Linked DNA regions of Mus musculus: region 2 is linked to region 1. Evidence: chromatin loops called from intact Hi-C (ENCODE). Cell type or tissue: left cerebral cortex. All regions are shown on one strand. Each heading gives the region's core, and the rest is flanking DNA. Links, peaks and the distances in the headings are about the cores only.

Region 1 (15,528 bases), core at 4,134-12,133:
CAAGTAGAACTCATCCAATGAGCCTGTTGTTTTCACAAATACTGAGATCTTTGAGCAGTGATAAATTGAGGCTCTTCTGATCTGAAGAGCATTGAAAGGCAGAATGTTGACATTCGGCATCAGTTACCTGTAGGAGGGGACCACAACCAACCCAAGAGACCCAAGTACTGCAAAGTGTATAGTTTTTTAAAAAGCCATGTAATGAGATTTATAAACAAAACCAAGTTTCAGATTATTTCAACTTCTAAATTCTGTCTTGTCCTTGAGTGCTGCAATTGTAGATATGCAATCCTACCAAACTTTATTAGGCTAAAGATCTTGATTATAGTTCTTTTAAATGTGTTATGTGTATAAGCTTTTCTCTAGTGTATATATGTGCATGCCTTGTTCCTATAAAGGTCAGAAGAGAGCGAGCACTGGATCTTTAGAAACTGTAGTTGAGGATGGTTGTGAGCTACCACGTGGGTTCCGGTAGCCAAACCTAACTCTTTTTTTTTTCCTCCCCCAAAATGAATTTCCCTGTGTAGCAGTCATGGTGGTCTTGGAGCTCCCTTTATAGACCACCAAGATGGCCTCAAAACTCCTCAGTGCTGGGATTAAAGGCATATAATACTGTGCCCAGCTAAGAATAAAAGAGCTCTTAACTGCTGGGCCATCTCTCTAGCCTTTTAATTGTGTGTGTGTGTGTGTGTGTGTGTGTGCGCGCGCGCGCACGTGTGTTTTGGAAGGGGCTTATTAAATAAAGCTGGCTGTTAAACAATCAAGTGATGTAAAATGTAATGGGAAGTTCTTTACCCCTACTTTTTATAATAATTACCTTGGCGTTCATCTTTTTCATTCTATTACTCTTGGTGCCTGATTGATTATATCCTTAAAATTGATGTTCTAGCTGGAGTTACACTGTTTAAAACAGGATCTATCCTAAATTCCAATCCTAGTTTAGCATCCTTTAGAGAATGTCTGTGATTTATATCCACTGTATATAATATGGATCTTATAGATAAACTCCTTGATAAGAAGAAAAACACTCTGTTTTAAGTCTCCATTATAGCACAAGATTTATTTTTTGAGCTGAATATAGTTGTTTTGGAAATGAATATCTAGTGCCTTCCAAGTTGAAACTGAATGTTATTTCATGAAATTTCACAGTTACTACGGCTTATTGACAATTGTACGTGGTTGATTTTGATGTAGCCAGAAAGCTAACATTGCTTAGGAGCCATTGAGATGGTGTATATATTCAGGATAAAGGGTCATCACTCAAGGTGGTCTCTAAAACAGGCAGTTGAAGGTGGGGTCGCAAAAGGAGCCAAGTACCTAAGAAAGTCTTGTCCATGTCTGTGTTGTTTATTTTAATGTCTTTTTGCATCTCTTGCATGAAAGTAAAATGGATCCTAAATGGTTATATGATACAAGGCATATCTTTTAGATTAGTAACAAAGAGAATTCTAACTATTGCATGGAATTATTCAGAGCTGTGGGCACTTAAAATCAGGAGCCTCCTGGGATCTGTCATTGCTAGCCAGTCTCTTTGGAACTAACAAGGGTTATTTTCATAGGTCACTAGCTGAATTTTCCATATTATTCTAATTGCAGGTAAGCTATTATAATTTGAAGTTAAGACCTAGAATAGCTGCAGATTGTCCATTACCTGTCCCTCTTCCTTTACCTACTCTAGGGTGTGCTTGCCTGCATGTGTGTGCACATATGTTAAACAGTGTCTCATTTTGTATAGTCTAGGCTAGCCTCTATCACGAATTTGATAAGCCCAAGTACACAGCATAAGCTACCAAGTTTAACTACTAGAATACAAACATTTATATGTACGTTTTTTGTTTTTTAAAGATTTATTTTATTTATATGAGTACACTGTAGCTGTCTTTAGACACACCAGAAGAGGGCATCAGATCCCATTACAGATGGTTGTGAGCCACCATGTGGTTGCTGGGAATTGAACTCAGGATCTCTGGAAGATAAGTCGGTGCTCTTAACTACTGAGCTATCTCTCCAGCCCCTATACTTATATTTTTTATTTATTTGTTTGAGACGTGCTCTCTACATAGCCTTGACTGTTGTGGAACTCACTGTGTCCACAAGTATCTATACTTAACTTTACAATGTTAGATCATGTGATCTATGTGTGAGATTGCCTTTTTAGAAAGTTATATTGCGCTTACTTTAAATTTTTTATGGTTTTTTTTGTTTGTTTGTTTTATTTTGGTGTTTTGTTTTGTTTTGTTTTAATGGTTTTTCAAGACAGGGTTTCTCTGTATAGCCCTGGCTGTCCTGGAACTCACTTTGTAGACCAGGCTGTCCTCAAACTCAGAAATCCACCTGCCTCTGCCTCCCGAGTGCTGGGATTAAAGGTGTGCGCCACCACGCCCGGCTATATCTGTATTTATTTATGTGGTAATTAGGGAGATAGGAATTTAAGTAACCAACTAAACTCTCGCCCTTCTGTGCTAGGAGTGCTGGGATTACATGCCTCTATGCCTGGCCTGCTTGTGTGTGTAGACATGTGTTGCTACATAGATCAGAGGTCAACACTGGGTATCTTGCCAGTCACTGTCCATCTTACTCTTTGAGATAAGCTCTCTTACTAAATGCATAGCTCACCCATTATAGCTAGGTTAACTGCTTGTCCACCTTTAGGATGGTATGCATCCATTATCATACCTGACTTTTCAGTGTGGATGCTGGAGATAAAAAGAACCCGTGCTTACATAGCAAGTACATACTGACTAAACCATCTCCCCAACCTCCTCATTTAATTTACTTTTAAAGTATCAAAAGTCCAGTGACTTTGGAAGTGTTGAGTGATCACATAAATTCCGCACAGAATTGAATACTTGACAATTTTAGTGATTCACTCAATATATCCATGTTTTAATTACTGAAATAATGCTGAGTTTGATTGAACTTCTGTTTTGACAGTTTGTTGCATATTCTAAGGACCCAGACATAGGCTTGGTGGCCCGTCTCTTGTTTTTCCTGGTTTATGACTTTCGGCTTTGTGGAATACGGCTGAGATGAAAGGATTTATTGACGATGCGAACTACTCCGTTGGCCTGTTGGATGAAGGAACAAACCTTGGAAATGTTATTGATAACTATGTTTATGAACATACCCTGGTAAGTGTGCCATATTACTCAAGCTGATGTTGGTAATTTCCCAAAATTGAAAACATGGTTGGTTATGTTTCTCAGACACTGATTTGATTAAAAGAACTTGGTCGGGGTAACTCTTAAAGTTTTATCTTCATTTGTCCTTGCCAGTATGTGTTGATACAGTTTGATCAATTATACTAGTTACTATCTACTACCAGGAAACAATCATAGAACCCTGTTTATCGCTACTTTTAAATATTTTCATTTTATTATAAGATTATTTCCATTTATTTATGTGAACAGTGTAGCACAATTTTTCTTTGTGAAAGCCAGATTTCTTGTGTTTTCTAGGTTTCTTGAAGAGCTCTAAAGTTACTCTAGTTTTCAGTAAAAGTAGATTCTTGACCTTCAGTATACAAATATGACCACATCTCCTAGCAAACTTCACCTATTTCTCTACTTTGTTATCAGTACTCTTGAGGAGGAGTGGCACTTGATGATGCTAGACACCACTAACAACAAAAGCTATTCATAGCATATTCTTAGGACACCTTTTTGTTTTTTAAAGATTTATTTTATTTATATGAGTACACTGTAATTGTCTTCAAGACACCAGATGAGGCCATCAGATCCCATTACAGATGGCTTTGAGCCACCACGTGGTTGCTGGGAATGGAACTCAGGATCTCTGGAAGAGCTGTTAGTGCTCTAGCCACTGAGCCATCTCTTCAACCTGTTAGGATACTCTTAATTAAATTTTAACTTGCTTTTCTCATACCAGATAGAATTACTACTTACATCCATTCTATTTGACATTTAAAGTTATTGAATTTTTAGTGACAATTTGTCCTCTACTCTTAACTACTTAATTAAGCATAGTGGGTATGTTCTTTCCCATGTATCTTCTTTTCAGTGGTTTTTTTATTTTTATTTTTCTCTTTCATTTTCATCAATAGACAGGAAAAAATGCATTTTTTGTGGGGGATCTTGGGAAGATCGTGAAGAAGCACAGTCAGTGGCAGACCGTGGTGGCTCAGATAAAGCCGTTTTACACGGTGAAGTGCAACTCCACTCCAGCCGTGCTTGAGATCTTGGCAGCTCTTGGAACTGGGTTTGCTTGTTCCAGCAAAGTAAGTATTTCTCTTTTCCACTAAAAGCATTTTGAAATCACTAACTCCTAGACACCACTAAAACAAATACAAGAAGTTTGATGTTTGGGTTTTTAAATAACTATTTAAATGGAGTCCTTTGCTACACTTAATCATAGGAAGTCTAATTTTTCAAGTGTATTGATAAAAGGGATGTTACACTGGTGAACTTTGGAGAAACATTTTTATCAAGAATATTTTAAAAAATTTATTTTTTTATTTTAAAATTATTTTTTTTATCTGTGTGTTTGTATATATACCACATTGCTTACCTGCTACTGACAGAGGCCAGAAGTGGTTGTTGGAGTCCCTGGGAATAGAGTTAAGGTTGATTGTACAGTTCCACGTAAATAGTGCTGGGAATCAGACCTAGGTTCTATGCAAGAGTAGCAATGTTCTTTATTGTTAGCTATGATAGTTGTTTCTTTAATTCCAGCGTTTTGGAGTTAGATGCAGGTTCAGGAGTTCAAAGCTAGTCTTAGTGACATAATGAGTTTGAGCCAGCCTAGGGTATGGGAACTCCCATTCTTAGGCGATCTACTCTTTTTCTCTTTGTACTTTTCTTTTGAAACAGAATCTCTGTTTCTTTTGAAACAACTCAAGATGGTTTTAAAACTCTATGCAGCTGAAGATGTCTTTGAATTTCTGCTCCTCTTATCTCTACCTTCCGGGTGCTAGGGATAAGTGCTACTACACCCAATTCATATGGTTCTGTGAACCAAAACCCAGAGCTTAGAGTGTTTAACAATTGCGCTATAGCTCCAGTCCTGTTCTAAGAGACTTTTGACTGCAGTAAATATAACCTTTGAGATTGCTCCTGTTAAGTGTCTTTTGTGAGGGTAGAAGACGTGGCTCAGTAGTTAAGAGTGCATGCTCCTTTCCCAGCACCCAGCAGATCACAACCACCTACCTGTAACTCCACCTCCAGGGGATCCAGTGTGTCTAGCTTCTGAGGTTCCAGAGAGAGGGGGAGAACACACACACATACGTGTGTGTGTGTGTGTGTGTGTGTGTGTGTGTGTGTGTGTGTGTGTAAGATTGTATTTTTAAATTTTACTGTAGTTTTGTGTGAATGTTCACAAGTTCCAGTGCACCTGTGAAAGTCAGGACAGCTCTTTGATAGGTTCATTGTTCTACTATATAGGTCCAGGGGATTGAACTCAGGTAATCAGACTTGGCAACATTATGCCCTTAGGCTCAGCTAGCTCACTGGTCCTATTTGTTTTTAAAACACAAGTGTGGGGAAGCATTACCAAAATGTGAATTCTGTGACATAATATTGGTTTAATTAAAAGATAAAACTAATTTATGAAACAGTTTAAAAGGTATGTGCTCTTGGGTTCAGTCCTCAGCCTTTGGCAGGGGAAAAAAGGATAAAGTACTCAAAAAGTAATGAAAATTTTTCTGTTAAATGATTGTATTAATAAATCTTTTATAGAATGAAATGGCTTTAGTGCAAGAATTGGGTGTATCTCCAGAAAACATCATTTTCACAAGTCCTTGTAAGCAAGTGTCTCAGATAAAGTATGCAGCAAAAGTTGGAGTAAATATTATGACATGTGACAATGAGATTGAATTAAAGAAAATTGCAAGGAATCACCCAAATGCCAAGTAAGTGTATGCCGAAGTACTTGAAAATGTTGTTGCTACTTAGCATTAGTTTATCAAGCTATTGAACAGGAGCAATAATGGCAGAGTTGGTATGTATTTTAACTTATTTGGAATTTATGAGAAAGGTTGGCAGCATTTTACTTTCTGCCCACTTGTGATCATTTTTATGGAATTGAGATACAGCGATACATTCTGGGATATGACTTACTAGCTTAGCTCATGGAACAATTCCATGGTGTGATCATCAAATTATGGTCAAAGCTCTGTTTGTTCCTAAAAGTTTATGTATGTTCCTAGAAGCTTGTGTATCTTCTGCCGGATTCAGTCAGCCTGATTTCTCAACTGTGGATTCTCAGCCTTTGGGAGTCAAATGACCCTTTCACAGGGGTCTCCTAAGCCCACTGGAAAACACATATATTTACATCATATCATGATTTATAACAATTATGAAGTAGCAACAAAAATCATTTTATGGTTATGGGCACCACAACATGAGAAACTATGGAGCATTAGGAAGGTTGAAAGATAATGGTCTAACTTAGTGGCTTTAATGGTGTAAAGGCATTCATTACCCTGAAAACATTTGGATAAAGGTCTTGGGAAAATTACAAGAAACACTTGTTTTTCCTCAAAGAAATATGCTCAGTCTTCAGAAAACAGGCAAGGATTGGCTTCTTTGGCTCACTAGAAAATTCAAGGAAACTTTGGTAATTTTAAAGGCCCTTATTACTTTTTTTTTTTTTTTTTTTCTGGTTTTTTGAGACAGGGTTTCTCTGTGTAGCCCTGGCTGTCCTGGAACTCACTCTGTAGACCAGGCTGGCCTCGAACTCAGAAATCTGCCTGCCTCTGCCTCCCAGGTGCTGGGATTAAAGGCGTGCGCCACCATGCCCGGCCCCTTATTACTATTTTTATTGAAAGACATTGATGGCATTGCTGTTGAATTTTGGTAGATTCATGGACTGATGGACTTCATTTGGAAGTAATGTCATCTTTCGTTCCAGAGCCCAACTGATACTCATTCTGCTACAACAGAGTTTTTAACTTGCTGCATTTCCCATAATCCCATCCTTGCAAGCTTCATGCCTTAGGCCCTAATTGCTAGTTTTTTCTCTATACAGGATTGTTTTTCATTAGGTTCACTTGATTCATCCATCGCTGGATTTGGGAATACTGGCAACATAATCAACATACTTCCTACAGTCTTCAGGCTTCACATGTGCTGATGATGATGTAAACCAACTCTGCCCCAATCATCTTCCCCTTCTCTTAGGGTCTTACTACATATTGCAACAGAAGATAATATTGGAGGTGAAGATGGTAACATGAAGTTTGGCACTACACTGAAGAATTGTAGGCATCTTTTGGAATGTGCCAAGGAACTTGATGTCCAAATAATTGGGGTTAAGTGAGTATAATGTTTTTTTAGTACAGAAAAGAATAAAAAAAACATGTCTTTTCTTTTCTTTCTTTCTTTCCTTTTTTTTTTTTTTTTTAAGATAGGGTCTCACTATGTGGTCTTGGAGTTAGCTATGCAGCTGTGTAGATCAGGGTATCCTCAAACGCAGAAAGATCCACCTGCCTCTGCCTCCTGAATTATACTGTTATAAAAGTAAGGTTACATATTAGAGCCACAAAGTAATCCAGGATAATTGAATCTGTTGGCTTTGATTTTGCAGTGCTAGGCATTGAACTCAAGCCTTTGCTTTATCAAGCTATACTACATACCCATCTTCCTACACTATCTTTCCTTTTATTGATTTTCTTTGTTTTTTTTTAAACAGTCTTACTATATGGCTCTGGTTAGACTAAACCTGAGAGTCTGCTTTACTTCCAAGTGTTGGGATTGTTGATGCATTGTGTCATCATCATAATTTGAATGAGAGGAAATCCTCCCAAATTCTAATACTTTTTAAGATGATGTTCAACCTATAAATTGTACAGATCATGTTGATGTTTCTAATGTTGTTTTTTTGTTTTGTTTTTGTCTCTTAATCCCTCAATGGCACTTCAGTAAGTCAGACTTTGGAGCTAAGTATGGTGATGCCTATAATCCCAGCATTCAGGGATTAGAGATGAGGAAGATTATGAGTTTAAGGCCAGCTCTATCTACATGAGATCTTGTCTCCAAAAGCAGGGTGGGGGCGGTAGGCTTTATCTACCTACCTACCTACCTACCTTCCTTCCTTCCTTCCTTCCTTCCTTCCTTCCTTCCTTCCTTCCTTCCATGTGAAGAAACCAAGACACAATTGGGTGGTTTGGTGCTGGAGAGATGGCTCAGCGGGTAAGAGGACTGGCTGTTTTTTCAGAACTTCTGAGTTCAATTCGCAGCAACCACATGGTGGCTCTCAACCATCTTAATGTGATTTGATGCCCTCTTCTGGTGTACATGAAGATAGAGCACTCATGTATATTGATTTGGTTTGATTTGTTTAGGACAGGATCTTGCTCTCTAGAACTCTTAGATGATTCAGGGTTCAAATGAAGGCGTTTGTGATGTTATTTGATTGATGGTGCTTGTTACTTTGTTACATAAAAAAGTAAGTCATATTTTAATCCCTGAACTATGACAGTTCTGTGTTAGCTTTCTGTTGCTATGGAAAACAGGAAGGAAAGGGTTTTTGACTTATAGGTCCATCAAGGAAAGCTGAAATAGGGACTCAAGGCAAGAACCTGTATAGAGAAACTGAAGCAGAGACCACAGACCAGTGTCTCCTGGCTTGCTCTCTGTGGCTTGCTCAGCCTACCTTACACGGTCCATATAAGTGACATTATTCATACTGGGCTTGTTTCTCCCATTTCAATTAAAAGAATTGTGCCCCACAGATATGCGCATAGACCAATCTGATGGAGTCAATTTCTCACTTGAGGTTCCCTTTCCTAGGTAACTTTAGTTTATATGTCAAGTTCAGGAAAAAACCAAACCTAGCATGCTTTAATAATTGATGCCTGACTTAATAAAATGTACTTTTGTTTAGAGTTACACTATTTTTTGAACATTGCAGCATAACTTGGATAATTAGATTCTATTCTTTTTGGTTTTTCGAGACAGGGTTTCTCTGTATAGCCCTGGCTGTCCTGGAACTCACTTTGTAGACCAGGCTGGCCTCGAACTCAGAAATCCGCCTGCCTCTGCCTCCCGAGTGCTGGGATTAAAAGTGTGCGCCACCACGCCCGATTAGATACTCTTGTACCAAATATTTGTTAAAGTTAAAAAGTATATTCAATAATATCGTCATGCTGAGTGATAATTGAAAGGAATAACTGAAAGTGCTTCAAAGCCATGCTTCTTTCAATTACTACCTTATTTCTTTCAGATTTCATGTTTCAAGTGCTTGCAAAGAATATCAAGTATATGTACATGCCCTGTCTGATGCTCGATGTGTGTTTGACATGGCTGTAAGTTCTTTAATTATTCTCCTGTTTTCAACCAGGGTATTAATTCATTTCAGAATAGTTTTTAACTAGTATGAACTAATTGTTGCCTAAAATTAGTATAGTACACACATAATTTGAAAAGTTTTTTTTTTTAGATTTTGTATATATGTTTTGCTTGCATGTATGTATGTGCACCATGTTTTATACCTGGTGCCCACAGAGGTCAGCTCCTGGAACTGCTGTAAAGTTGAGAACTGAACGCAGGTCCTCTGCAAGTAGCAAGGGCTCTTAACCACTGAGCCATATTTTTAGTCCTGCAATCCTGCATACCTGATTTTTATCATTTTATTCATTTGTTTATTTTATGTTTTTCCAAGCAGAGTTTGTCTGTGTAGCCCTGGCTGGCCTCAAACTCAGAGAACTGCCCACCTCTGCCTCCCAGTCCTGGATTAAAGATGCTGGTCACCACACCTGGCTTTTTGATTTTTATACTAGAAAGATTAAAGCTTCCATACATTAATAGTTTCGGTGGGCAAAAGGATGAAGTAGAAATTTAATGTCTTAAAAAGAAAGCACAGGCAAAGTCAAGGAGATAAATCCATAACATTTAATCTCTTCCTGATAGTAAGAATCAAAGATGCTGAGTTTTGACAGCAGACATGTGCTAGTAACTTGAGTACTGAGAAAGCTGAGGCGAGAAGATAAGTTTGAGGACAGCCTACATAAAGACTGTCTGGGAGAAACGTGTACAGCTAGTCATAGAATAAGAAACAACAAAAAAAAAAAAAAAGTAAAAAAAAAAAATCAAAGTTATTGTTATTACTAAAAGTCAGAAATATTTACCTAACTAAGAAGATGAGATTTGTTTTTGTTTATTGTTTTTATATACATTGCAATTTGAAAAACTGAGGTTTTTTTGGTCTCTAGGGAGAGTTTGGCTTTACAATGAACATGTTAGACATCGGTGGAGGCTTCACAGGAACTGAAATTCAGTTGGAAGAGGTAAATTTTTTTTCAGGGGTTGACTATATTGGGATAATCTGCTTTCTTTGCTACATGGTATTTACCTAGATCAGAATTTTTATATAAGCATAAACTAAGGCCTCTAACATACCTGTCTTCAAATTGCTAAGAAAATAGACAGGAAACTAGACATAGTTACTTTGAACTAATATGAACACTACCAAATCACAAAGCCACTCACTTGTTGATTTGCTGATGTGCTAAGCACCAAATTCACTCTCATAAGCTAGGCAAATATTCAGCTACTGAGCTATACCCATAGCTCATAAAATGTATTGTTTTGAATTGTATTTTTTGTATTATATGTCTGTCACACATGAACTCCCAACTTAGTGACTACAATAGCAAGATGGATATCACTCCTGTCTCTATTCTGTGATGTCTAGAAGGGACCAATTGAAATTTTACTTTTCTGTTTGTACCAATTGAGTACAGTATTAGAATTGATTTTTTTTTTTTTTTTTTTAAATTAATGCTGTTGTGACTGTTACCAAATAACAGTAAAAGCTTGCTTAATTGAAAATCCCTGCTAGGTTGGAATTGAATAGTTTTCTTAGGGAACTTTTAGTGGTTTTTCAACATAGCATTCTATAATCCAGTATTGAAATTTAAATCTGTAATTTGAATCTCATAGGTTAATCATGTTATCAGTCCTCTGTTGGATATTTACTTCCCTGAAGGATCTGGCATTCAGATAATTTCAGAACCTGGAAGCTACTATGTATCTTCTGCGTTTACACTTGCAGTCAATATTATTGCTAAGAAAGTTGTTGAAAATGATAAATTTTCCTCTGGAGGTAAGTTATAAAGTGTATATCTCATGTTTTAGATACAACCACACCACCTTGTGGTTTTTTAAAAGCTTGTATTTTGTTACATTCCTCTTGTATTGGATGGAGAATCTACCTCTTACTTTACTAGAGCGTCAGACCAATTCTTCAAGTCTACCCTCAAGTCAAACCAACAGAAATTGGCCTGTGTCATTGTAGAAATAATGGCTTACATTAATAAAATCAATTATAATTTTCATTATGGAATAATCTTCTATAGAAAAGTTGTCTTTCTCACTACTGTTTTTTTCTGATTTCCCTTTTTCCTTAGGATTCAGTCCAGGACCCCATTGCGTGTGGGTTTTTTCTCCTTTTCATTGTTTACTTTGATAGTTTTGAAGAGTAGGCTGTTTTGAGTTGATTCTTCATCTTGGTGGGGTGGGGTTCAGGAATTCCACCAGAGTTTTGGAATATTCTTATCAAATTAGGAAACACATAATAATAGTCTGTTCTAATATTGGTGGTTGTTATATTTGGGCTTGGGCTATGGGTACTTGACAAGTTTTGTATTATGGGGTTTGTTTTAAGATTTTGAATCTTGTGTGTAAGTTTATGTATGCTTGTGAAAATGAGTATAAGTGCTAACAGGCTAGAGGTGTGGGATCCGTTGGTGCTGGAGTTACAGTTGTGATCTGCTCGACAAGGGTGATAGAAGTTGAACTTTGGGTTCTCTGAAAGAGCAGCACGCTCTTAACTGTGAGGCATCTTCCCAGCCCCCTGGGTTTTGCGCTTGTTTATTTAGAATCCAGGTCTTACTCTTGAAGTACAGGCTACCTAGGAAGTCACTGTGTAGCTAAGTTTCCGTCTGTGTGATATGTTGGGACTGTAAATGTGGACCACAACAATAGGCCTCTGTATGCTTTACCTTCTGGTAAATCAAGGTGTTTGGGGCACAATGTTCTTTCCCAGTCTCAGTACTGGATTGAGTCATTTTCTCCATGGAGCCCTGACTTGTTTTCCTGGTGGGGAGAATTTAAAACCCAAGAAGGGAGTGTTGATTCTATTGAGAGTAGGATTCCTGTGTATCAAGTAAGGTGTGCTCATTTGTTGTTGTTTTAAATTCATCTTTTATTTATTTCAGTAGAAAAAAATGGGAGTGATGAGCCAGCCTTCGTGTATTACATGAATGATGGTGTTTATGGTTCTTTTGCGAGTAAGCTTTCTGAGGACTTAAATACCATTCCAGAGGTTCACAAGGCAAGTTTTTTTTTTTTTTATCAAAATGTTTTTGGCAGTTTCAAAACAAACCAAAAAACCAAGCCTGCTGGGTGGCTGAGTGGGTAAGGCACTAAGCCATAGGGTCTACATGGCAACAAAAGAGAACTGATCCATGCAAGTTGTCCACTGACCTTCATTCATGCAGTCATGCATGCCTAAACAAACACATATACATACCATACACCTTACAAATATAGAGAGATATGTAACTACATACAGAGAAATGTAACTAAAAATTTTCTTTTTATCTGTAGGGACTTGAATAGAGGTCAGAGTCCATTCTCATTATGTACAAGGTCCTGAATTCAACTGCCAGGAATCTCTACCTTCTTATACCTTGTCTGTTATATTCAGCACGTTTTTTTATTTTGAGTGTTTTTCCTAGGATTCATGTTCTGGTCTTTTCAGTTTATTTTCTTGTTGTGGAGTGATGATAATTGAGACTTATGCCTGATCGTTGATAAACTGAACCTGCTTTTTACTCATCTGCTCAAATACCTTAAAGAATTTGACAAATTTTCTTTTTCGACAGAAATACAAGGAAGATGAGCCTCTGTTTACAAGCAGCCTTTGGGGTCCATCCTGTGATGAGCTTGATCAAATTGTGGAAAGCTGTCTTCTTCCTGAGCTGAATGTGGGAGATTGGCTTATCTTTGATAACATGGGAGCAGATTCTTTCCACGAACCATCTGCTTTTAATGATTTTCAGAGGCCAGCTATTTATTTCATGATGTCATTCAGTGATTGGTAAGGTGATTTTATTAAAAAGCAGTTGAGATATATGAGTGACAGTTTAGATTTGCTGGTACCTTATATAACAAACAGATGTGTAACTTAAAGTACTAAGAAAAAGAAACATTCAAATGAGCATTTCATGTAAATTTCACAGCATGACAGAGAAAGGTAGTATTTTCCTTTTTCGTTGTTTTGTTTGAGACAGGGTCTCTACATATATAATCTTGGCTGTCCCAGGGGGTATGGGGGGTGGCAAACACACATCCCGGAGACACAGCTGTCCTTTCAGGATTAAGTCTACTGGAATTATCAGCATGTGCTATCATCACACCCAATGATAGTTCCTTCTTAAGTTTCTTCAGCCTTTTTAATAAAAGTAGATAAGTCTTAGGGCTGTGGAGATGGCTGCCACACAGGCAGCTGAATTGGGGTGACCCTGGTATGGAATTGAGTGGTAAGAAAAAGGGCAGAAATGGGTGGACTCCTGGAGCTGGCTGTCTTGCCAATGTTTGAGTTTTAGGCTCAGGATAAGAGATCCTGTCTCAAAAAAAAAAAATGAGTTGGAGAGCAATTGAAGATAGCAGAGGATGACTGCTGGCCTGGCACACAAGCACTAACACCTCCTGTCCCCTAGTAGATCCTCCTCCCTCTCCCCATTTTTAGTTTAACCTTGTATCCTTGTGTATGACTGTGTGAAGAGTGAGTACTATTCCCACACAGAAGTCAGAGTCCCTGCAACTGGAATAATTTGGTAATCATTGTGAAGTGTGTACTCTAAACCAATAAGGCATTCCTCCAGGCCACAAAACTCTTTCTAACATGGGTTTCAGAGATTAAATTTATTATCTATCAGGCTTATATGTCAAGTTTTTACCAGCCATCTCTCTGGCCCCCAAAATAGTCAACGTTTTAGGGAGGACTGGAAGACTGAAACTACCTGTTTCATTGTATTTGTGTGATTAAAGTATTAGAAGTATTGAAATTCTGAGTTTTGCTTTTTTCTTCACAAATACAGGTATGAGATGCAAGATGCTGGAATTACTTCAGATGCAATGATGAAAAACTTCTTCTTTGCACCCTCTTGTATTCAGCTGAGCCAAGAAGACAGCTTTTCCACTGAAGCTTAAACAGGCATTAACGCTTCCTTAGATCTGAAGTCGCAGGTTAAGCTTGTCTGGTCTACATTCCAGTGTGGGGGGAAAAAAAATCAATCTTTATTCTGTTAATTTCTTGGAAACAAATTCATAGTAATAGCTATTTGGGACCAGACAAAATCAGCTTTCATCTATAATTCATTGGGGGTAATAGGGGATTTAGATAATGTATCCAGAGTTAAACATACCAGTTTGACCCACCCCTTAAGCGTTTAAAATAAAATATGCAACAAAATGGATGACTTAGTGGAGATGGAAGCCCATTAACTGGGTTCCCCATCAAATCGTTTACATACAAGTACACAGTTTTTATAAGGATTCCTGTTAAAAGTCTTGTAAAGTTGATGTCTTTCACCCAGATATATCACATGTGAGTGGAAGACCAGTGTGACTTCATTAGATACGTTTAGTGTATTTAGGATGTGTAAATTTGTGCTTTTGAACTGTAGTTTAATAAATGTAAAATTGCATCATAGTATTTGTTGTATTTGACCTAATGTAACCCTTGTATGATTGCAATAAAACTTTGTGTAGATCTTACTGTTTTTTCAGGCTAAAACTTTGGGAATGGGGCTAGCTAGCAAAGGTAGTTATGAACTAGTTGTGTGTGGTCTGTTTTGAGGGTTAGTTTCTTTATAACCCGTTTAAGTTTGGTTTGCCTCAATATACTTTTTAGTTATTTAATTAGTAATTTAAGTAAATGTGTTTGGTAATCATTGTGAAGTTCAGATTTATTATGGAGAGTTGATGTGCAGTAAGCATGATGTTTAACAATTTTAACACCAAAAATATGTTAATCCTGCATAAACCAATTGTAATAATAATAGGTGTTTCTGTATAGATAGGATGCATAGATTACCTTAGTAAATCTTTGAATCACAAATCTTTTGACTGATAGAAAAGATTTTATTAAACACTGAAAACTTGGTGGGAAGGGGGTAAGAGACTGCAGAGGACTGCAGAACCCTAACCTTAAAGAAGGGCTATGTCTGTCTGTTTCCAGCATCCTGATGCCCCTTCCTTCGCACAGACATTTATATCCAGAGGGCTTTGGGGTGGTGAATTCAGCACACTTTCTCACTTGTAATAGTATCAAATTGGAATGTTGTTGTTGTTGATATTGGTTTAAACCTAGTCCCTTAGTTTCTTGTTATTTCCCATTCGTTCAAGCTTAGTAATTCTTCCTTCGTACTAAAGCTTGGTGGAGGTGGGGAGGATTTAGCATCACTAACCTGACACTGTTGCCAGGAATTTTGGCTTTGTTCACTGCTAGTGTGTTAGTCCTAAGTCTCAGAATCACAGTAGTAATGAGACAACTTACAGGGGT
Region 2 (15,528 bases), core at 3,678-11,677, 500 kb after region 1:
TAATTAGTCTATAGTGATTTCTAAGTATATTACTACTAAGTATACTAAGTATATATTAAGGTTCTTCAGTTGCGGTTGTGATTAAATCTTTTCTTGATAGATGAATGAATTTCTGTGTTTTTAATATTTTAGCTGAAGTATCTGCAAGTGAAAAGGAGGAAGATGTGTTCATGGGAATGGTTTGCCCGTCAGGTACCAACCCTGACGACTCCCCTTTGTATGTCTTATGTTGCAACGACACCTGCAGCTTTACCTGGACTGGAGCAGAGCACATTAACCAGGTAAGTGACCCAAACGCTCCCTGGATCTGGACTGGTTTCAGGATTCCCTTTCCCCTCCTTTGACGTGAGCTGAAAGTATGTAAACGTGTCTGCTGGTTTGTTTTGTTGTTGTTGTTTTTTTTTTTTGTTTGTTTTGTTTTTTTACTTTTAACCTTTAAAATTATCCAAAGAATTAATTTTGATTTGAGCCCTACATAAGGATGGAAAAACAAAAACAAAACAAAACAAAAAACAAATGGCCATTCATTCCTCGATTCAGCTTAGCAGCTATGAGAATGTGGTCTGCACAGATGGCAGGCTCTGACCCAGGCTGTCTAACTAGTCCTAGTCTGCCTATGAGTGAGGTGAGGTTACTTTACATGTACTTGGTCTATTTGGTTTTCGTCCTTTTACATTGTCAACTGTGTGAGCACCACACCCACTTCCCAAGCACCTTGGTATTGATGAGTTATACACGTGATTACTCTTTCTCAAAAGTGACCTTTTCAATTCCAGGACATTTTTGAATGTCGGACTTGTGGTTTACTGGAGTCGCTTTGTTGTTGTACAGAATGTGCAAGGGTTTGTCATAAAGGGCACGATTGCAAGTAAGTCCCACACTGTTCTGAATTTCATAAACTCTCAGGTTTTCATTGCAGTACAAAGTACTTATGCCTTGATTTAGGCATAATTCAGAAAGTGAAGTTTTCTACATTTCAGTTCCTACATATAGAAATATGACTGGTTTAAAGAGTATTGTTAAGTACTTGTAGTGTGTGACTAGAATCGGGTTAATCTTGTTAAATTAGTCTGATTAATGCTTTAAAGTATGTTTACAGAGTAGTTTCATTTGTATTCTACTGCCAAAGTTTTAAGTGCCTCCATCCCTCTCCCTCTGGGCCTCTTTTAATGTGTTAAGATGAATAACTGGACTCTGCCTTACTTATTTTTTAGATTCAGTAATCTCATATAATAAGGTCATTCTAGCTGGCTTTGTTAGTTTCCACAGACCTAAGCAGTAAAACTCAAGCTTAACATTTGTAGAGTCTCAGTGTTACCAACAGGAACACCGGGTTATAAATGTACATGTGTAGATGCTGTAGGTTATAGAAAAATGGGCCATCAGAATCCTCCACTTGGGGTTTTTGAGGAGGATTGGCAGGTGAGGGCACCTGCTGCAGAGCCTGACGAGCCCGAGTCTGATCCTTGGGTTTACATGATGTGAAGCGAGAGCAGACTGCAGATTGTCTCCTGACTTACACACATACTCTGCCACAAGTGCACCTCTGTCCTTCACTCGCCCTGCTTCATAGGAAGGGTAAGGCCGTCTTCTCAGCTTCCTCCTGGATGCTGAGTTTCCCTTGTATTTATTAGGTGTAGTCAATACTCGCTGCCAGGGCAGGGTGAGCCAGGCATTTCATTTTCTGACAGCATTTACAGGCCTGTCAGATATGACACATACAGGAAACATGTGCTTACCGTGGTTAGAGTTGGCTCAGTGCCCATGTGAGGACCATGTAGGGTATGTTGGAGACCGGGAAGGACAACAGAAGTAACTGTCCCAGGACATTACAGTTAGGTTTTATAGGAATTTTTCTATTGCTTTCTGAACTTTGCACCATTAAATAATATTTTTTTGTATGTAGCTGATAGCAGTTACCCTTTCATTTAAATATCAATAAGAGTTCTCTTTAGTTTTATCAAGTTATAAGTCTTCATTGCAATGTAGATCTGTAATTTAAAGTTTTTTTGAACTTTTCTGTGATTTTTTTTTTTTTTTTTAACAGACTCAAGAGGACTTCACCAACAGCTTATTGTGATTGTTGGGAGAAATGTAAATGTAAAACATTGATTGCTGGACAGAAGTCTGCTCGTCTTGATCTACTTTATCGCCTGCTTACTGCTACAAATCTGGTCACCCTACCAAACAGTAGGCAAGTAGAATGGTTAGGATAGAAAGAGGTCAGCACATGCTGGTGCCACCCCCTTTCCTTCCCTCCCTCCCCCTCCCCCTCTCCCTCTCCCCCTCTCTCCTTCCCTCCCTTCCTCCCCCTCCCCATCCCCCTCTCTCCTCCCCTCCCTCCCTCACAACCTGCCCTGTGTTCTAGGGGAGAGCACCTTTTGCTGTTCTTAGTACAGACCGTGGCCAGGCAGACAGTGGAGCACTGTCAGTATAGGCCTCCACGAATCAGGGAGGATCGCAACAGGAAAACAGCCAGTCCTGAAGGTGAGTGAAGTATACAATTCTGCTGATGTACAAAGCATTGAATTCTATTTTTGTCTGACCCATTCTTCCTTTTTAGATTCAGATATGCCTGACCATGACTTAGAGCCCCCAAGGTTTGCCCAGCTTGCCCTAGAGCGCGTCCTTCAGGACTGGAATGCTTTGAGATCTATGATTATGTTTGGGTCACAAGAGAACAAAGATCCGTATGTATTTGTTAAAACATTTAAAAATTTTTCTCAGTTTCTGGGCTAATGTTGTCTTTTACAATTTATTCTGTCTCTCCTTGCCTCTCCAGTCTGAGTGCCAGCAGCAGGATAGGCCATCTTTTGCCAGAAGAGCAGGTCTACCTCAACCAGCAGAGCGGCACGATTCGGCTCGACTGTTTCACTCATTGCCTTATTGTCAAGTGTACAGCAGATATTTTGGTGAGTTCACTAAATACATGAATTTGTTCTTAAGTCCCATGGTTTTAAAGGTCAGACTTAAAAGACTGATAATGTCTGCTGGTTAAGTTAAAGGGAGTATATTAACATGGATGCTTTTCGATGGAAGAATTTTATTTTAAATAAAAACCTTAAATTGATAAAAAAATGTGTAACCCCTTTTTAAATTTGTTTTTCTTTAATGTAAACTAAAATTTAGATAATAGGACCCAGTGCTGGATGGTTGTTCCTTAGGCACTGACAGGACATTGAGTTTAGTCCTTTCTGCAGGCTGGTTTGTTACTGTCCGGTGCCACTCTAACCTCTTCCTCCAAACCTGTTCTAAGTAGTTTATAATAATTGCGTAAAGTTAGGATACAATAAAATGGTTTGTGAATCTAACCATAGTAGATCTTAAATTATAAGATTAATTATTAATTATACTCAATGAAATGGAACATGTTTTGCTATAAAGATTGTTATAAAAATCATTAAAAAAATAACATGAAATTGGGTTTTCTTTGTAGTTGGTATCTTTTTTATGCACAGGGAAGTATTAGAAAGTAGTAAATGAGATATGCAATAAGTGTTCTTCAATGAGTGAACTTCTGATTTTACATGTTTGATATTTCCTTCTAAACATGCATGATAAGTATATACAGGCCTATGGGACAAAAGCCAAGTTAGTATACATTTGGGATCCATTTGCTATCAGACACACAGTATCAGTACAGTTAGGTGTATACCTGTAAATGGTTTGGTTCAGTTTGTTTCAAAATTTTGTTACAAGGGCTGTCAAGGTGGCTTAGCTAGTAACAGGTGCCACCAGAGCCCAACAGCCTCAGCTCAGTCACTGGACCCACGCGGCAGAAGGAGAGGACTGCCACCTGCACGGTGCTCTCTCACCTCCAAACGCACACATGTACATACGTCATATATGTGTGTATACACATTCACACATATATACATAAATCACACACATACATATATACACACACAAAAACATTTTAAACATTTTATTGGGAACTATTAATATTTAAAAGTATTAGACTACGTTAACCATCATATGAACTATCTCAGCATTAATAGAATGATTGCCATTTTTAAAGCTTTTAGATACTCTGCTAGGCACCTTAGTAAAAGAACTCCAAAACAAGTACACACCCGGACGCCGGGAAGAAGCAATTGCCGTGACAATGAGGTTTCTACGATCTGTGGCAAGAGTGTTTGTCATTCTTAGTGTGGAAATGGCTTCGTCCAAAAAGAAAAAGTAAGGCATTTCAAAACCTTTTGCACACATTTGTAGTGTGATAATGTTAGTATGTGTATGAGAAGAATCATTAGAGGTTTTTATTTTTTTCCTGCTATAGCAACTTTATTCCACAGCCAATTGGAAAATGCAAACGTGTGTTTCAAGCACTGCTTCCTTATGCTGTAGAAGAATTGTGTAATGTGGCAGAGTCTCTGATTGTTCCTGTCAGAATGGGGATTGCCCGGCCGACAGCACCGTTTACTCTGGCCAGTACTAGCATAGATGCCATGCAGGGCAGTGAAGAATTATTTTCAGTAGAACCATTACCACCACGGCCGTCATCAGATCAGGCAAGCAGGTATGTTAATGTTTTGTATGGAAATGGTTTATCTGGCTTATTAAAGCTGTGCTTTGGAGTAGCAGTTGAAATGATTTTCACAATTCTAATTTTGTCACCTAATGTAAGTATAATATTTTAGTACTTATCTGCCCACCATGGATTAAAACTAAATATTAACAACAGAAAGCTTACAAACTTTTGGAATTGGAACACCTCTCTACTAAATGAAAAAATAGCCACGTAGCCAAATGTGTTGCAAGTCGTTTTATGTTCCACTTCCTTTGCTCCAGGAAGTGGCTAGTGCTTTCAGCTCCCGCCCGGCTTCCCTTGAGTCCTCCGACAGAAGGCACACACACAGTTAATTCCTTCACTACTTGCCTTCTTGGCACAATTGCTGGGTGCTGATATCTCCTGCCTGAAAAAGCCCACCCTTACCGATTTATTATTTTCCTGTCTCTACCTGCCCTAACCTAGCCCTGACCTCTTGCCTGTAGTAGTGGCCACAGGCCCCAGCTCCCCCTGAGAGCTCACATGGTTGCTGCGTTCTTCTTCCAAAGCATGGCAGAAAAACCCCTCTCCTTCCTTGAATCTGCTTTTCCTCTTGGGACCCAGAAATCCTGCCCAAACTTTCTGCCCAGAAATTGGCCCTTGGCTTTCTTTACTGACAAAAGAAGAATCAATTGCAGAATAGGACCTTCCTGTCAGAACTTCCCCCTTCACACATGGTGATCGCCTTTAATCCAAGCCTGGGCCACAGAGGCAGGTAGATCTCAGTTTTCACAGCCAGCCATGTCTACAGAGTGAGTCAGGATAGCCAGGGAGAGCTACACAGAGAAACCCTGTCTGAAAAAAAGAAAAAAGAAATTCTTTTTTTTTTGAAATTAAAAGATTTTCCTCTCAGCTTCTTCTTTGCCTCTGTAACGATGCATCTGTCTTAGCAGATCCTGGAAAGCCCTGGTTGTGAGGTAAGTACCTGTGTGCTTATGCAAAGGCACTGCTACCCTAGTTGTGTCGAATAATTTCTTTGATTCTCATTTCTCAGGAAACCTGTTAAGGAGAAAGACACTAAAAGCTTTATATTTTAATGTCTTTTAGCTCATTCTTGAATCTCTAAATGAAGTGACCAGAGGGCTGTTAAACATCACGTTTCTAGTTTTTGGTTTCTTTAAAACTCAATTTAGTGATTGTTTGCTTCCTTTTGTGTGGATGCACTTGCCTTTGGCTATGTCTAAGTCAGATCTGAAGGGACGTGAAGCTTTGATCACTCTGCTTTTGGTTGTTCCTCTGTTTTAAAATATGATTTGTAGATGTGATTTCCCTATGCCATGTCCACCCACTAACCAGTCAGTGAGAAGCGAGCAAGTACAGGATAGAAACTGTGGTTTAATGTGTGAATGTTGGTGTCAGTACTCTTGGCATCTGAGGATGCTGGAGGAAAGAAAGAAAGTAAGCATTGAGCTGCAAAAAGGATCCCAGAGAGCAGTGTGCTGTGTGAGCCATCTTGACAGCTGTGGTCTCTCCCTCCCCCTGACTCCTTACAGCTCCAGTCAGTCTCAGTCATCTTACATCATTCGGAACCCACAGCAGAGGCGCATCAGCCAGTCACAGCCCGTCAGAGGCCGAGACGAGGAGCAGGATGATATTGTGTCAGCAGACGTGGAAGAGGTACTTTTAACTGTTTTAAGTGCAGGTGACAAACTTTGGTGGGAAGAGCAGTCACTTAGAAGTCAGTCTTGATCGTGTTAGTTTGAAACTACCCTGTGTTCCAGCCAACTTGTCGACATTAGTTATACTCATTTGTGGCTGTATATATTACAGTGATGTCAGCAAGCTTCCATTTATTGAGTGCCAGGAAATTGGACACATAAACTTGTTTTTTACCTAAAGACTAAGACTAAAGATAGTTTTACTGTTGGCCTTTTTTTTAATAGTTTAATGCAATGTATTTGAAAGTATAGAAAATTCAGCCCTTCCCCATTTCCCAGAACAGTTTTATACTTCTAATTTTGAAGCCTGTTTTTAGATACTAATTACAAACTATGTGATATGCTGATGGAAATTTTCATAATGAATTGTCATTAGTAAATGATTTTAAAACAGCATAATACAAATTTAGAAACCCTTATTTTAGAGAGCTTTAAAATTTTAGTTTACTAATTCTATGGACAAAACTGGTAGAGACAGGTTTATTATGTGCTGTGATGATCTATAAATAAAATTGTGGGTTCAGGTTGAGGTGGTGGAAGGCGTGGCTGGAGAGGAGGATCATCATGATGAACAGGAAGAGCACGGGGAAGAGAATGCTGAGGCTGAGGGACATCACGATGAGCATGATGAAGACGGTACGTGGGAGTGGGAGGAGTCAGGTGCCTGGAGAGCAGCCTCGTTTGCTCTGCAGTAACCGAATTCTTTTCTTCTGAATTTCTCTGTAGTATTTTTACAGTTTAGGAAGTAAGTCAACATACATCAAATAATTGTATTTGCTAAAGGAACTTGTTTGTGTGAGTCAGGGTGTTGTGTACCCCAGGTCTCCCTCAGACTCACTGTGGAGGTGAGCATGGCCTTAGGCTTCTCACCCTTCTGCTTCCACTTCCCAACTGCTGGGACTAGAGGTGTGCATGACTATGCCAAGATCCAGTCAGAGCTACACGCACGCACACGCACACGCATCGAGCAAGCACTCTACCAGCTGAACTACATCTCTAGCCCACCTTCTTTTCTTTCATTCTAATGGGGAAATGGTTGATGGCTCAGTGGGTAAGGACATCATTGTCCAGCCTGTGACCTGAGTTCATTATTATTCATTTACTTATCATTTACTTATGTGTGTGTAAGTGTTTGTGAACATAAGTATGCATTTGCGTGTGAGGTCAACAACAATGTAGTATTTTGTCTCCCTCGCACTGGATGAGATCTGATTTCAGACCTTGTACTACTGCTGCCTGTGCGCTGAGCTGTCTCACTAGCCCACGCAGTCTATTTTCTTTTTTCTTCTTTCTTTTTTTTTTTTTTTTTGTTTTTGAGACAGGTTTTCTCTGTCTCTCCTGGAATTCACTGTGTAGACCAGGCTGGCGGTGAACTCAGAAATCCTCCTGTCTCTGCCTCTGGGTGCTGGGATTAAAGGTGTGAGCCACCACGCCTGGCCGGCATGTTTTCTTAAAAACTACTTCAGTGGTAAAATATTCAGCACTTTGGAAGCTGAGGCAGGGTTTCAAATTTAAGGCCAGTCTGGGCAACATAGCAAGAGCCTGTCTGACTTTTTTCCCTCTAAAGGAAGTCAGTCATGATTCAGCAGTGGAAAGTTTGGTGTGGAGAGAACAGGAAAGGAGTCTATAATCTCCGGAGATTTAGCGGCTGTGTGCTTACAGTCAGTGTTTTGTGTTGGCGATCCCCATGCACTCCTAAAGATTGTACATACAGTCTTTACGTCTCTGTGTAAGTCAGGTACCTGAACTGCAATATTAGAATGTTATTTATCTTGACATGTTAGTTAAAAAACAAGGTTTTAAGTTCTTTCTTGAAGAAAAAGAGATGAAAACAGGGCAGGTGGATGTGGGTGCTGCCCAGACACTGGGGCTCTGCAGGGCAGGAACTAAATTGTTGTGCCAGAGTCTACTGATTACAGTACTTGAGTAATTTGTCCATCGTGAGCAGCCAGTACTTTTTTCTGCAGAGCAGCTGGCTCTCTGATTTCTTTTCCCTGTCTTAACCACTGTGCCTTCTTAGTTCCTACTCGTAGGATAGACCAGCTTTTCACACCTATATTGATTATTTGGTGAAACTTTTGCCCTTTTTATTTATTTACTACTTTTCTAGGAAGTGACATGGAGCTAGATTTGTTAGCAGCAGCTGAAACGGAAAGTGACAGTGAAAGTAACCATAGTAACCAAGATAATGCTAGTGGGCGCAGAAGTGTTGTCACCGCAGCCACTGCTGGCTCAGAAGCAGGTATGTTGTTGCTTTATGGGTTAGCTGTTTTCAAAGGGAGTTTATAATTGTATGTCTGATGGGTAGCCAGAACCTTTTTGTAATTTTATTTCTTTTTCTTTGACAGTTCTTATTAGCTTTTGTTTTAGTAATGGATTAGTTTTAAAGTTTATTTCAAAGAGTTCTTTTCTAATTGAAATATTTTTATGATGGCTTCACAGTATTATATATTACCTGTCACAGTTGAACATAATATTTTGAGAGGCACATTGTAAAGTTAATTATCAATGAATTTACAGTGTTTTTGGTTTTAAAAATTAAAACTTTAGGAGCGAGCAGTGTTCCTGCCTTTTTTTCTGAAGATGACTCTCAGTCAAATGACTCAAGTGACTCTGACAGCAGTAGCAGTCAGAGTGATGACATAGAGCAGGAGACCTTTATGCTCGATGAGCCACTAGAAAGGACAACGAATAGCTCCCATGCAAATGGTGCTGCCCAGGCTCCTCGCTCCATGCAGTGGGCTGTCCGAAATCCGCAGCATCAGCGAGCAGCAAGCACAGCTCCGTCCAGCACATCTACGCCAGCAGGCAAGTCTGGAAACTCGTGTCATTTCTAGGAGTGTTCCAACATGTTTATCTAGACAGCAACGTTTTATAAACATGCCTTTTGTTGAGTATCAAATATAAGAAGTACATAAACCTTACTATATCAAGACTTCTTACTCTCTGCACTGTTGCTTTGGGCTGGGTGATTCTTATCTTTGAGGTCTTTTGTCAGGTGTTGCTTACACCCATTGCCTTTATCTGGTAGACATCAGTAGTATTCCCAGCCCTGTGTTCTTCACGACTCTCCTTGTAACAGCTAAAAGTGTCTGCACACATTGCCAGATGCTTGCTTTTGTAGTGGTTATGAAGTACAGAATTATTCCTGGATGATAATGTATTAACTTCTTGTCCACCTTAACACTCTCTTCCCCCAAACTTATATAGGAGAGGTATACTTTTTTGCTCATGTACATATTATTAGTTGACCATTTAGATTTGTATAAGCCTATATAATGTCACTAGCAGTTAGCAACTATATAAGCTCATGGTAATTGTCCTTTCTCCTTATAGCAAGTTCTGCAGGTTTGATTTATATTGATCCTTCAAATTTACGCCGGAGCGGCACCATCAGTACAAGTGCTGCAGCGGCAGCAGCTGCTTTGGAAGCTAGCAATGCCAGCAGCTACTTAACATCTGCAAGCAGTTTAGCCAGGGCTTACAGCATTGTCATCAGACAAATCTCGGACTTGATGGGCCTTATCCCTAAGTATAATCACCTAGTATACTCTCAGATTCCAGCAGCTGTGAAATTGACTTACCAAGATGCAGTCAACTTACAGGTATGATCTACTGAAAAGTTATTTATTGTTTTGCCTATCAATTAGGAGAATTTCAATATAAATGGATATTGCAAATGCTTAAGTATTGACATACTAGTACTATATCAAAATTAGCTCTGTTTGGATAGTTTTGACTATTTTAGTTTGATCTTCATAGAACTATGTAGAAGAAAAGCTTATTCCTACGTGGAACTGGATGGTCAGTGTTATGGATTCTACTGAAGCTCAATTACGTTATGGTTCTGCACTAGCATCTGCTGGTGACCCAGGACACCCAAATCATCCCCTTCATGCCTCTCAGAATTCAGCTCGAAGAGAGAGGATGACTGCACGGGAAGAGGCCAGTCTAAGAACGCTTGAAGGCAGACGGTATGCAGTCCTCCATATGCATTCATGTATAGGAACAGAAAGCCCCTAAAGCCTAGGCTAGAGGTTTTTAATTGCTGTACATCTGACCTCATCTTAATGGCAAAGAAGAAGGTAACTGTCTCATCTTACTTGGTAGGCAGTTGAAGCAAACTAGTCTATGTCATCCTAGGAATCTATACTGAAAACTGTTGTCAGCTTTGTGTCCTGCTCCTCCTCTGCCTCCCTTCATACAGCAGGCACATGTTCTCTGAAAGACTTGGTTTTGACTAAGGCTGGACAGGAATGCAAGGGTCAAGTGTGCTATCACTTTTAGGTCGGCACCACACATGTGTGCACAGGCACTATCTTGTTTAATCATAAAATGCATTTATGTATTTGTATATGCTCTGTGTTCAGTTACACAGACCGTCTCTCAGGACTAGGAATTGGCCCGGCATTGCAGTCAGAGGAATAACTAACTGTACGATCCAGTGAGAGTGAGGGTCTGTCTGCAGCAGAGTCTGGGGCTTTGGGTCTTACTGTTCCTGGCAGATAAAGAAGTGTTAGAAGACACAGGTCTGGAGGACAGCAAGAGAGGATAAGATGAAAAGAAAAAAAATTGAAATACTAATAATTGTTGAGACAGGGTAGGGTATGACAAGATTGTGTTTAATACTTGCTTCTAAACAACTTACCGGAAAATAAGAAAATCTAGGAATGGAATTAATATACTTCTGAACATTTAGGGACTGGAAACAAATTTAGTGGGCTGGGTGGTAGAGACACCTTCCTTGGGAGATTGGGAATAGCAGTTCTTCTAGAAGTCCTGCTGCACAAAGGACAGAGGTTCTTGTCTTTCTTAGACTTAATCAGTTGCTGTAAAAGAACCCAGGATACCATGGCTGGAGCAATAGCTCAGTGCTTAATAACACTTCTCTTGCAGAGGACCTGGGTTCAATTCCTAGCACACATGTGGCAGCTTACAACGATCTTTACCTTCAGTTCCAGGAGATCAAATACCCTCTTCTGGCCTCCACTGGCAGTGAACCCACATGGCACACTTTCTTACATGCAGGCAAAACCCTCATACATAAAATACTCTTAAAAAACTAAAACACAGAATCCTGATGTGGGATCTTGATTGGAGTCAGTGTTGTGTCTCTCCCTCCATACCTCATTATAATCACGTATATTTACTCCTTTTTAAGGAATGTGGTTAATTGTCTAATTAGAATTGGAAATATATTCATCATCTCTTTAGGAAATCTTACACATCTTAATGGCTATTCCTGCCCTATTTTCTACCTGTAGATTTTGAACACACGTCAATAGAATCATTGTCTTTTAGGACTGCCTTCTGTCATTTAACATGATGGTTTTTTGGATTCACTTATGTGTGGCATGTGTCAATTACGCTTTAAAAATACTCTTAACTCACTGTATTATATGTTTTTAAAATATTAACCATTCACCAATTGACACTTGAAATGTTTCATATTGTGCATGATGTTGTACATTTTCATAAAGGTTTTGTGTGGCCATAAACTTTTGGTGTCATTAACTACTTGTCAGTTTGCTAGGTCACATGATAAATGGTATGTGTTTAACAGTTTGAGATGCTGCCAGACTATTTTCCTTTTAGGAAAATACTCTGAATAGTAGTATTGGGGAGAGCTTTAATTTCTCTATATTTTCTTCTTCCATTCCACCCTCCTTTCTGGCCTAAAACTCATTTTGTAGCAGGTGACCTTCTGATCTTCTGTAGCCACCTTGGCTGTGCTAGGGTATAGGCAAAGATCTTACACAAGTGTGTATCAGTTTCTCTATCTTTTTTATTGTAGGCATCCTAGTTGGTGTAATACAACATTGAACTGTCCTCCTACCTGAGGGGTGGGGGCACCTCAAATTACAGATCTGAGTTCACTGTGGTTTTGATTTGCTGTAGTAATGTTGGAACATTTTATCACGATTAGCAGTTATGTCTGCTTAGCTTCTTCATGCAACTGTAAATTTGCTTTCTTTTTAAAAAAGTTTTTATTTTGTTATATAAGTTCTTTAATATTTTTGGATAAGAATTCTATAACCACGTGCCTTTTCATGCCTGCCATAGTTTCCAAATAATGACATGGAGACTATATTTATTTATAAGCTTTTGGTCTTAAAGGTAGGCATTGATTCCCACTACCTCAGTTATCCTGTTGATACTAATCTAAGTTCTGCCACATGGCTTAGTTAGAAATAGAAAAATCCATAGGCGTTTTATTTTAACCAATCAGAAAGTGACAGAGAACATTGTTAACAAAGCTAAGGCAGGCAGTGCTTAACAATACCAAGATCCAGTCTCTATCTCATTTGAATAATATAATCTTTACACAGTGCACAATAATATCCTAGCAGAGTTTCTTATCAAATTTTTAAAAAAGATTATTATCCCTCATTTTTCTTAAGCTATCTTCTTTTTCTTTTTACTTTTTGAAAAACTGTGTATATGTGTGAATGAATGTCACTGTAGAAACCAAAAAAGAGAGCATTGGATCCTTTGGTGCTAGAGTTGATGGCAGCTGTGTGCTGCCTTACTTGGGGTCTAGGACTGGAACTTGGCTCCTGTGGAAGAGCAGCTCATGCTTTTCACCTCTGACCTGCCTCTTCACCCGCCCCTTCACCCGCTATCTTCACTTACTTGTTGATGTCCTTTGAGAAGTACAAACATTTCTAATTTTAGTAAAAGTCCAGAACTCTTTTAATTAATTTATTTTTTATTAGATATTTTCTTTATATACATTTCAAATGCTATCCCGAAAGTTCCTTATACCCTCCCTCCGCCCTGCTCCCCTACCCACCCACTCCCACTTCTTGGCCCTGGTGTTCCCCTGTACTGGGGCATATAAAGTTTGCAAGACCAAGGGGCCTCTCTTTCCAATGATGGCCGACTAGACCATCTTCTATTACATATGCAGCTAGAGACATGAGCCTCTGGGGGTACTGGCTAGTTCATATTATTGTTCCACCTATAGGGTTGCAGACCCCTTCAGCTCCTTGGGTACTTTCTCTAGCTTCTCCATTGGGGGCCGTGTGACCCATCCTATAGATGACTGTGAGCATCCACTTCTGTGTTTGCCAGGCACTGGCATAGCCTCATACAAGACAGCTATAACAGGGTCCCTTCAGCAAAATCTTTCTGGCATATGCACTAGTGTCGGGGTTTGGTGACTGATTATGGGATGGATCCCTGGGTGGGGTAGTCTCTGGATAGTCCATCCTTTCGTCTCAGCTCCAAACTTTGTCTCTGTAACTCCTTTCATGGGTATTTTGTTCCCTATTTTAAGGAGGAATGCAGTATCCACCCTTTGGTCTTCCCTCTTCTTTATTAGTCCAGAACTCTTAGCACTTTTCTTTGCTGCTTGTGGGTTTTGGTAACTTCCATCCATCCATCTGTCTGTCTGTCTATCTGATAATTTTAAGCTATTTTGCCGTGTAGTAACCTGACATCAAATTTGGTTACATAGCCCAGGTCTGCTCCACTCTCATCTTTCAGCCTCCCATTTCCAAAGCACTGGGATGAGTCATCATGCCTGTCATTCGATGTGATTTTGATGTATTGTCTTAGGTCCCTTTTCTATCACTGTAACTTAGGGCGGAAAGAGCTTATTTTCCAAGCCCTTACAGCTTGTAGTCAGTCATCCAGGGGAGTTAGGGTAGGAACTCAGACTCGAACCAGGAGGCAGGAACTGTTAGAGGAAGCTCCTTACTATTGGCTTCTTTAGGACTTACTCAGCCTGCTTTCTTACAGCACCTATGTGCAGTGTGCTAGATCCCCCACATCAATCATAAGGAGGACTTAATCAAAGGCAATCTGATGGAGCCATTTAGATGGTTCCTTCTTAGCTGAGTCTAGCGTGTATCAGGTTGACACAGAATACTACTAGGCAGCATGGTAGTGCTTCTCAGAATGGTTCCTAGAACTCTCTCATTGGCCTTAACTGACAACTTGTTAGAAATGCAGATTCAGACCTATTAAGACTGGCAGCAGACACCCTGAATGTAGGTCTTTCAGTCATAATCAGTGTTATTTTTAAAGATCATTTATAAATGTTCTGTTTTCTCTTTTTAAGACTTACTTATTTTCATGTTTGAGTGCTTTGTACACGCAGTATCCAAGGAGGCCATAAAGGGTGTCTGATCCCCATGGAAATGGAGCTATGGGGTGGTTGACTGCCACCACGTTATGTGCTGGGAACTCACCTGGGTCCTCTGCAAGAATATCAAGTGCTCTTAACTGATGAGCATCAGTTAAGGTCACTCCAGTCCAGTCATCAATTCTAAATTTTACATATTTATGAAATTTCATACTTGTGGTTTTTATAAATATTTTCATTTGTTTTTGCTCCTATAGACGTGCTACATTGCTGAGCGCCCGCCAGGGAATGATGTCTGCTCGAGGAGACTTTCTCAATTATGCTCTGTCTTTAATGAGATCTCATAATGATGAGCATTCTGATGTTCTTCCAGTATTGGATGTGTGCTCATTGAAACATGTGGCATATGTTTTCCAAGCCCTTATATACTGGATTAAAGCAATGAATCAGCAGACAACATTAGACACTCCTCAACTGGAACGCAAAAGGTATATCCATATTTTGGGGTTTTGTTTGAGAACTCCTGTGTGGTATCTGAGTAAATGGTCACAGTTTGGATAAGGAGATGAGCACTGCAAAAGAGAACAAAGATTGTTCATGTCGAAAAGTGGGCTTATCCTCTAGCAACTGCTCACTTAAAAGGAGAAACCAAAATCTAATTAAACCTATTAGTTGAGACATTTGTGTTTAAGTATTGTTGTATTGAGGAGGGGGGGAGTTTGTGTGGACACTCAGTATTTCTTTTCGGATGGGGAGGTTTTGTTAAGTGCTTTTTGTTATTGTAATGCATTAAGCAGACCACTTTACTATTTCCCCTTTTCTGAAACTATACAGCAGTGTTTGGTTCCAGATGAGATGTCTGATGGCGCTTGCCTAACCACCTGAGTTCAATTAAATTCAGTTCCTGCAGATTGTCCTCTGGCTTCCATGGACAAGCTGTGACACACTTCCACAAGCACACACACTCAAGTTAGATACCCAGTGACATCTCCAGTGTTCCTCTCACCTGTGTTCTTTTTCATACCACATAAGTGTTAATTTAAATGACTCACTCATTGTTCTTTTTAAGGACACGAGAACTTCTGGAACTGGGTATTGATAATGAAGATTCAGAACATGAAAATGATGATGACACCAGTCAAAGTTAGTGCCCAGAGCGTCTCCCACTCTTCTTTAAGAAATGGCTGCCTCAGTATTTCCTCCAGGCTTTTTAACTACATTATTTTCTGTTG

Evidence for each region. Hi-C counts contacts between places; a loop is a spot of excess contacts. Peaks named below come from ENCODE experiments on the same cell type or tissue, not always from the same donor. Only the 100,000 strongest peaks of a DNase experiment are listed, where the experiment ranks them.
Region 2: a loop joins it to region 1, with 4 times the contacts of the local background. A loop is called at or near these places in 11 of 42 quality-filtered maps.

What each region holds. Positions count from the first base shown.
Region 1 is chr15:38,489,007-38,504,534 of GRCm38, reverse strand. Azin1 (antizyme inhibitor 1) reads left to right here. Exons shown (of 12, transcript NM_018745.5): 3 at 2,935-3,131; 4 at 4,064-4,237; 5 at 5,694-5,866; 6 at 7,137-7,271; 7 at 9,181-9,262; 8 at 10,169-10,243; 9 at 10,899-11,061; 10 at 12,176-12,291; 11 at 12,845-13,059; 12 at 14,063-15,528. The coding sequence starts at 3,030. The coding sequence ends at 14,174. It overlaps Mir6951 (microRNA 6951), which reads left to right and starts at 13,988; the gene lies at 13,988-14,062. In left cerebral cortex, for the core only: a CTCF peak has its summit at 8,253 (motif pointing left); a DNase peak (open chromatin) is centred at 8,212.
Region 2 is chr15:37,991,208-38,006,735 of GRCm38, reverse strand. It overlaps Ubr5 (ubiquitin protein ligase E3 component n-recognin 5), which reads left to right. Exons shown (of 59, transcript NM_001112721.2): 27 at 133-281; 28 at 777-868; 29 at 2,048-2,194; 30 at 2,369-2,487; 31 at 2,564-2,690; 32 at 2,783-2,912; 33 at 4,019-4,179; 34 at 4,280-4,519; 35 at 6,043-6,166; 36 at 6,732-6,843; 37 at 8,318-8,449; 38 at 8,758-9,015; 39 at 9,544-9,812; 40 at 9,970-10,181; 2 more. All of the region lies in intron 1 of Gm49085 (a long non-coding RNA gene), which reads right to left. Among named protein-coding and RNA genes, the nearest start is that of Gm49085, 38 kb to the right of the region's middle. In left cerebral cortex, for the core only: no CTCF peak of the experiment used is centred there; DNase peaks (open chromatin) are centred at 5,946, 6,937, 7,486 and 7,680.